Linked DNA regions of Homo sapiens: region 2 is linked to region 1. A link is an interaction called in ENCODE POLR2A ChIA-PET data of the cell type or tissue named here. Cell type or tissue: GM12878. All regions are shown on one strand.

Region 1 (4,000 bases):
TCACCCACCCAGTAAGTGGTGGGCTTGGTACTTGAACCCAGGCAGTCTGACCAAGCTGCTGCCTGAGGTCTTTGCCATCATCAATATGCCATCAATTGTCAGGTCAGGCAGGGATCATTTTCCCTTTTCTATAGATGGGAAAACTGAGGCCCAGAGGGGCAACATGTCTTGCCCAAAGGTGCAGAGCTCAGGTGGGTCTTGCGCACTGCATAAGGCCACGTTGCCATGTCCTTGAGCACCTCCACAGAGGAGCAGCCACCCCAGGAAGTAGCTGCAGACTCTACGGGGTGATACCCTCAAAGGGTGACCAGGGCATGACCGACAGCTCGAAGGAAGCAAAGAGGCTGCTGCTGGTGAAAGAAGAAGTGAAGTGAGAGTGTGGTGCCTGGGCCTGGGGTGAAGGGAGCAGAGAGAAGTGCAGTGGGGGTGCAGGTGTGGGGCAAAGGGAGAGGCCACCCACAGACGCCTCCCGACTTCCCCTTCTTCCTGCAGAAGCTACAAGACAGCAGCCGAGACAGCAGCTGAGACGGCAGCGGCAGCTTCTCAGGTCAGCCTCCTCCGGGCCTCTCCCCACTCTCCTCTGCCCAGTTCTCTGTCCTTATCCACAGGCCCCTCAGTGGGCACTGGCCATACCCATGTCCAGGTGGGCACAGACCTGGTGATATCCTGGTGAGCAAGCTGGGGACCCACCCTCCTTCCCTTTCTGGTTGGCAGCTCCACATCTGGGGCAATGTAGAGATCTGTGCTTTTGGAAGGAGGGGCAATTTAAATTAAGAAGTGGTTAGGCATGGGTCTCGAATCTTAGCTTCCCCGCGAGGTCTGGGACAAGTGAAGAGAGGTTTCTTTTCTGGACCTCAGTTTCTCATCTGTAAAATGGGGTGAGTCTGGGAACCTGCACCTTGGATGGCTGTCAGGGGCTCAGTAGAGGACCTGGCACACAGTTTGTGCTTGGCAATCTGGAGCAGGTGCAGCTCCTTTCAGAGTGACCTGGATTGGATCCTGGGGACAGCATGTCTCAGGTAAATGGACCTGCTGCTGGCTTGGTCACAGACTTCCTGTTGGGCTCCAGGGTGGCCTCTCTTTCCCAACCTGGGAAATAGGGTTACTATAGCATTTCTTAGGGCTTTTTTTTTTTTTTTTTTTTTTGAGACGGAGTCTTGCTTTGTTGCCCAGGCTGGAGTGCAGTGGTGCGATCTCGGCTCACTGCAACCTCCACCTCCCAGGTTCAAGCGATTCTCCTGCCTTAGCCTCCTGAGTAGCTGGGATTACAGGCACCAGCCAGCATGCCTGGCTAATTTTCGTAATTTTAGTAGAGGCGGGATTTCGCCACTTTGGTCAGGCTGGTCTCGGACTCCTGATCTCAGGTGATCCACCTGCCTTGGCCTCCCAAAGTGCTGGGATTACAGGCGTGAGCCACCGTTCCTGGCCTGTTAGTGCTTTTTTGCAGAGACCACAGGTTGATTGATTCCTCACCCAGGCCAGGGGCAGGGGCTCCAGACTGTGGTTGGCAGGGGCAGGTGGGGCTGTGTGCGGAGAATGGCTGGCTCAGTAGGCCTTCGTGCTGCTGGGGAGAGGTGGGCTTCGGGGGTGCATGGTCAGCTGTAGGGAGGAAGGCAGGGGTTCCCAAGCCTTGTGCTCAGATGTATTCCTGGCCAAGGACTTTGATCAGAGCCCTGGACCTTTCTCAGGGCCTGATTCCCAGGAGAGGATCAGGGAAATTGTTGTTTGAATTTCTCTTTCTGGGAAATAGATTTCCTTGGCCTCATTTTACAGATGAGAAAACCTGAGACACAGAGAGGTCAGGTGCCTGCCCAGTGTCACACAGCCTAGGCACTGAATACTGCAACTGGTTATCAAATTCTCATCTTCCAAAGGCTCTGTCCTGTGCTCCACAGCTCCTCATTTCTCTATTGGCCTAAATAGAGTCTTACTTGTCTGCAAAGCAACTCAGCTGCCCAACCATCTTTGGGAGGCTGCAGTGTGCAGGGGGTAGTGCCCTGGACCGTGGAGGCCTGGGTTTGAGTCCCAGCTTGCCCACTGGCCTGCTGTAGAACCTCAAGCAGACTCCTCTTACGCAGTATTCGGTTTCCCCACCATCAACTGGAACCATCCTGGAAGTCAGATAAGGGATTGCTGTTTCCTAGAAGGCCACAAATAATGAATTGCAGGGTGGAGAATGAAATGGCTCAGCGTGTGGGGGGATGGTGCATGGTGACCTCTCTGAAGGGATGTGGAGGGGAATTTGGAGGTTGCAAGCAGAAGTGAAGACTGTGGTTTGCTCCTGGGAAAGGGGGTGGAAACCACAGCTTCTATCTGGAGTGCCTGGGGGAGGTATCACTTCTGCTTTGGCCTCAATTTCTTCAGTTGTGTGGTAGGGTCAGGCTTTTCTTCCCTCAGTGCCTGCCTGGAACCAGTGGGGGTAAGAGCCTGGTCTTACACCTTGCAGGTCAAATCCATCTATCTCTCTGGGCCTCAGTTTCACCAACAGTATAGTGAAGGGGTGGACAAATTGGCCCAAGATCCTTTCTGTGCTGTCAGGTCCTCCACTACTGGGCCTGAGTTATCTCTCCTGAATGAGTTCCTTCAGTAGCTTCTTTTGCCTCCCCAAACCTTTCTGTTTTTTTGTTTGTTTGTTTGTTTTGTTTTGCTTTGGAGACAAAGTCTCACTCTGTCACCCAGGCCGGAGTGCAGTGTCACAATCACGGCTCCCAGGCTCAAGTAATCCTCTCATCTCAGCCTCCTGAGTAGCTGGGACCACAGGCTCATGCCACCATGCTGGGTTAGGTTTTTTAATGTTTAATTTTGTAGAGATGGGGTCTCCCTATGTTACTCTGGCTGGTCTCAAACTCCTGGGCTCAAGTGATCCTCCTGCTTCAGCCTCCCAAAGTGCTGGGATTAAGGCATGAGCCACCACACCCGGCTCCCCCAAATCTTGTCCCTTGTCTTTTCTCTGAGGTTCTGAGAGGGTAAGTAAATAGCACAGCCAAATAAATAACCAAATAACCAAATAAATAAGAACCCAGTCCTCTGTGACTCCATAGTCTCTATTTCGTATTAAAAATAAACATATATATTTAAAAAATTCATGTTAAGAAAAATGGGTGACCACCTGGAGAAAAAATGAAATTGGATTTATATCTCCCAGTGCATCCCAGTATCAATGCAAATGGACTGGAGATTTCAATTTGAAAAATGAATCTATAAAAGTACTGGAAGAAACAGGCAAATTCCTTCATGACACTGGAGTGGAGACTGGGCTTGGTGGCTTCCTCCTATGATCCCAGCCCTTTGGGAGGCTGAGGTGGGAGGATCGCTTGAGCCCAGGTGTTGGAGACCAGCCTGGGCAACATGCTGAAACCACGTCTCTACAATAGCTGGGCTTGGATGTGCCAGTTGATACAAAAGTGCCCCAGTTGATACAATAAGTTGCATACTCTACAAACTATTCTGCATTTTGCTTTTTCACTTGAAAATACGTCTTGGAGAGCTTTCCATGTCAATAAGAGCAGAGCTTCCACTTTTTCATCTGCATATTCTAATGTTGTAGGAATAAGTTACAGTTTATTTAATTAGTCCCGTGTTCATAGATATTTGTGCTGGTTCTAGTTATTTGCTCTTACAAACAATGTAGCTGTGCTTATATTATTTCTCACATGTGCAAGTTCACCATTTATTTATTTTTATTTTTTGAGACAGAGTCTTGCTCTGTCACCCAGGCTGGAGTGCAGTGATGTGATCTCTGCTAACTGCAACCTCTGCCTCCCGGGTTCAAACGATTCTCCTGGCTCAGCCTCCCGAGTAGCTGGGATTACAGGCACGCTCCACTGCGCCTGACTAATTTTTGTATTTTTAGTAGAGACAGAGTTTCACCTTGTTGGCCAGGCTGGTCTTGAACTCCTGACCTCAGGTGAGCCTCCTGCCTCGGCCTCCCAAAGTGCTGGGATTACAGGTGTGAGCCACCGTGTCTGGCTCTATTTATTTATTTTTGATACAGGGTCTC
Region 2 (4,000 bases), 58 kb after region 1:
CCTCCCCACCCCTTCAATGAAATGGGGTAAGGCACAGTTGAGATAAGTCTCAAGGGCTCCTCCTGCCCTGCCCATCAGGCAAAGGTGTGATGGTCCCTCCTAGTGTGTGGCCGTGATCTCCGTGTGCTCCCGCGGGGGAAAGGGCAGTGCTGAGTGTGGGCACTGGGGCAAGGGCCTGACCACCGAGCACTCCTCACCTGTGCCTGCAGGTGGCAGCAGCAGTCACCTGGCAGAGCCTGCGGGATTGCAGCAGCTAATTTGCGCATGGCCTGGGAAAGGGTCAGCTCAGTCATGCAAAGAGTAATTCCCAGCCCACCGGTGCCCGCTTCCTGCCTCTGCCAGGCCCTTGCAGGCCCCTTGCCTCCATCCTCAGAGGAAGCCAGAACTGGGAGAGGCCTTGGCCAAGGCGTTCCGGAGTAGGTGCTACAGGCCCTCTGTGGCCAGAGCCTCTGCTCACCCAAATCCTGCCCTGCTTCCAGGCCAACCCCCGAATCCATTCTCATTTAGTTAGGGCTGCCAGCCTACAGGCAGTTAACTGCTCCCATTGGCAAAAACTTTAACGAGCAATTAATTAATAAAACTCATGACTGCCAGCCCCACTTCTTTCAGTGGGGACTGATTTTATTAACTACTCAGTCATTGGGGCAAAGGCTGATATCCACGTGTTTGTATCCTTCAGGATCCTAGGGCAAATGAAGGGTGACTGATTATCATTTCTGGGCAATGTGCTTTACAAACCACACTTCTTTCGGTCCTTACAGTGAGGTACTGCTATTATATCCATTATACAGATGAGAAAACTGAGGCCCAGAAAGCTTACTCTCTTCCCCAGTGTCACCTAAGTAGAAGTGAATCCCAGTCTGTCTGACTCCAAAGGTATTTTCCCCTTGAGTGGCCCCTCAAAAACTGCTCTGTTTCCTTTTATGGCTGGAAGGTCCCAGAACCTATGAGCTAAGGGGCTGTTTTCTGACCTTCTCATGGCCTTGCAGGAAGGGACTGTGTGGACTCAGGTTTGTTCCCAAAGCAACTCCTTTGCTTTAGTGATGAAGGGAGCCCTCACCCCTCAGCTCTGTTGAGACAGCCCTTCTGCCCCTCTCCCTCCCCTCTAACCACCAGCCTCCAACCTGAATGAAGTTCCAGATTCTTCCTCTGCTTTTCCCTTACCTCTTTCATGTCTGTGGGTGCCCCCTGAGGCAGTATTCATGTGATTTCAGATGGCACAGGAGATTCATTTTTCATTTTACATCATCACTAGTCCTTTGTTAATTATGGCGTGTGCCCTTCATCATTTAATGGGATATTATATTTTATTTTAAAAGTGATCATTTTGAATTACATGTAAAAAGGCCAGTTGATCTAGAAGAAAATATTAAGTAAATATCTGGCCGATTTCTAGACTTGTTAAAAACCACTGGAACAGAACTTGCCTACCTGAAGCTGGGGAGACCTGGTTTGGATTACCCCATTTCTTCTTAACCAAACCAGCCCAGGGGGGAGTTTGTCGGCCTCAAGAGAGAAGTCCTGTCCCTTAGGGGAAGTTGGCCTTCCTCCTCAGCCAACAAGCTCATGCTGCAGCTGGGTTATTTATTTCTCTGAAAATGTTATCAATGTGCTACACACGTGTGGTTTCAGGTAATCGTGGTTGCCTGGGGTGGAAGTGGAGGGGAGGTTGACTGCAAAGAGCCCCAAAGGAACTTTCTTGAAAGATGGACGTGTTCTATATTTTGGTTGGTGTGTTTGGTCCGAGAGTGTACATGTTTGCCAAGTCATCAGTCATCACCCTGTACACTTAAAATGTGGAAATTTTATTGTAGATAAGCAAAGTTGATTTGAAAACAACATCAAAACCAAAGCCACAAATATTCACTGATGTTGGGAGCCACTCATATTCATTTCTCGTTCTGACTTCTGAGCTGCGAGGTGAGCTCTGTGGTCAGCTGCACTGTGGCGTATGCTCGCTGTCATTCAGCTGACATTTCAGCTGCTCCCAAAGTCAACATTTATGAGTTCTGCCATGTGCCAACCACAAGAAGAGTGCATAAAATGACAGAGAGATGCCTTTGACAAAGGGACATCACAAGTCAGGCAGGAAGGGGTGACTTAATCGGTAAATGGTGTTGGGACAATTGGTTCTCCATTCAGATGCAAACAAAACTAGATTCTAATAGGGCAACTATAGTTAATAGGATTTATACTTTATTTCACAATAGCTGGAATAGGAGATTTGGAAGGTTCCCAATGCAAAGAAATAATAAATGCTTGAGGTGATGGTTATCCTAATTATCCTCATTTAATCATTACACATTGTGTGCATGGATCAAAATATCACAGGTACCTCATAAGTATGTATGACTATTATGTATCAATTTTTAAAAAGACTCACCCCACAAAAAATTAGACCCCTACCTCACATCATGTTCATGCACACAAAAATTCCAGATGAATTAAATGTTAAACAAATACTCTAAAAGTATTAAAAAGAAAATATAGGAGAGTATTTTAAAAATAAATTCCAATCAGAAAAAGCCTTTTAAAGCAAGACATGAAAGCCAGAAATCATAAAGGAAGACTACATCTAACTATATAAAAATGCAAAACTTTTCTATGACCAATGACACCAAGAATTTAGCTAAAAGCATGCAGAAGATCCTGGGAAAATATTTGGCTCATATGTATTAAAGAATTAAGGTTTCTAATATGCAAAGAGGTCCTATGAATCAGTAAGAAAGTGGCAAAAAGCCCAATTAAAAATGTGTAAAGCAGGTGCCCTGCGTTGCCCAGACTAGCGACAATATAGTCAGGATGGCTAAAGATGACCCCCAAGAAACCAAAAGGTGAGATGTCTGCTTATGCCTTCTTTATGCAGACATGCAGAGAAGAATGCAAGAAGAAAAACCCAGAGGTTCTTGTCAATTTCACAGAAATTTCCAAGAAGTGCTCTGAGAGGCGGAAGACAATGTGTGGAAAAGAGAAGTCTAAGCCTGACGAAATGACCGAGGTGGATGAAGTACTCTATGATTGGGAAATAAAGAATTACGGACCAGCTAAGGGAGGCAAGAAGAAGGACCCTAAAGCCCCCAAAAGGCTACCATCTGGATTCTTCCTGTTCTGTTCAGAATTCTGCCCCGAGGACAAATCCACAAACCCTGGCATCTCTATTGGAGATGTGGCAAAAAGGCTGAGTGAGATATGGAATAACTTGAGTGACAGTGCAAAGCTGCCTGACATCACTACGGCAGCAAGCTGAAGAAGTGTGAGAAGGGTGTTGCTGACTCGAAGTCTGAAGGAAAGTTCGATGGTGCAAAAGTTAAAGTTGCCTGGAAAAAGGTAGACAAGGAAGAGGAGGAGGAGGAGGAGGAATTAAAAAACCTGTTTATCCATCTCCTTGTCAATATCTTAGAGCAGAGGAGTGTCATAATTCAGGGGTCCCCAACCCCCGGTCCATGGACCAGTACTCGTCTGTGGTCCATTAGGAGCCAGGCGTCACAGGAGGAGGTGAGCGGCAGGCGAGCAAGTATTACCACCTGAGCCTCCTGTCGGATCAGCGGTGGCATTAGATTCTGAACCCTGTTGTAAACTGCACATGAGAGGGATCTAGGCTGAGTGCTCTTTAGGAGAATCTAAATAATGCCTGATGATCTGAAGTGGAACCGTTTCATCCCAAAACTATCCCCCCCTTGCCCCCACCCTTGACCCCCGTCCGTGGAAAATTTTCTTCCATGAAACCGGTCCCTGGTGCCAAAAAGGTTGGGGACCGCGTTGTAATTGACTCATCTCTCATTTGAGAAATATCTGTTGCCCTCATTAGTTTTAATTACAAAATTTGATCACGATCATATTGCAGTCTCTCAGAGTGCTCTAGAAATTGTCAGTGGTTTACATAAAGTGGCCGTGGGTGTCCAGAGCACCCTGAAACTGTATCAAAGTTGTACATAATTCCAAACCTTTGTTTGTTTGTTTTTTGAGACACAGTCTCGCTCTGTCGCCCAAGCTGGTGTGC

Evidence for each region. Peaks named below come from ENCODE experiments on the same cell type or tissue, not always from the same donor. Only the 100,000 strongest peaks of a DNase experiment are listed, where the experiment ranks them.
Region 2: POLR2A ChIA-PET joins it to region 1 with 7 read pairs; 5 of 35 experiments call an interaction of 5 or more read pairs at or near these places.

What each region holds. Positions count from the first base shown.
Region 1 is chr16:57,542,155-57,546,154 of GRCh38, forward strand. It overlaps ADGRG5 (adhesion G protein-coupled receptor G5), which reads left to right and starts at 489. Exons shown (of 12, transcript NM_001304376.3): 1 at 489-547. RefSeq lists enhancers at 269-438, 1,943-2,252 and a silencer at 1,833-1,882. In GM12878, no CTCF peak of the experiment used is centred here; DNase peaks (open chromatin) are centred at 387 and 2,297; H3K4me3 peaks cover 4,000 bases; H3K27ac peaks cover 3,691 bases.
Region 2 is chr16:57,600,335-57,604,334 of GRCh38, forward strand. All of the region lies in intron 1 of LOC105371291 (a long non-coding RNA gene), which reads right to left. It also overlaps the pseudogene HMGB3P32. Among named protein-coding and RNA genes, the nearest start is that of ADGRG1, 26 kb to the right of the region's middle. RefSeq lists an enhancer at 1. In GM12878, a CTCF peak has its summit at 220 (motif pointing right); a DNase peak (open chromatin) is centred at 1,837; H3K4me3 peaks cover 408 bases; H3K27ac peaks cover 1,843 bases.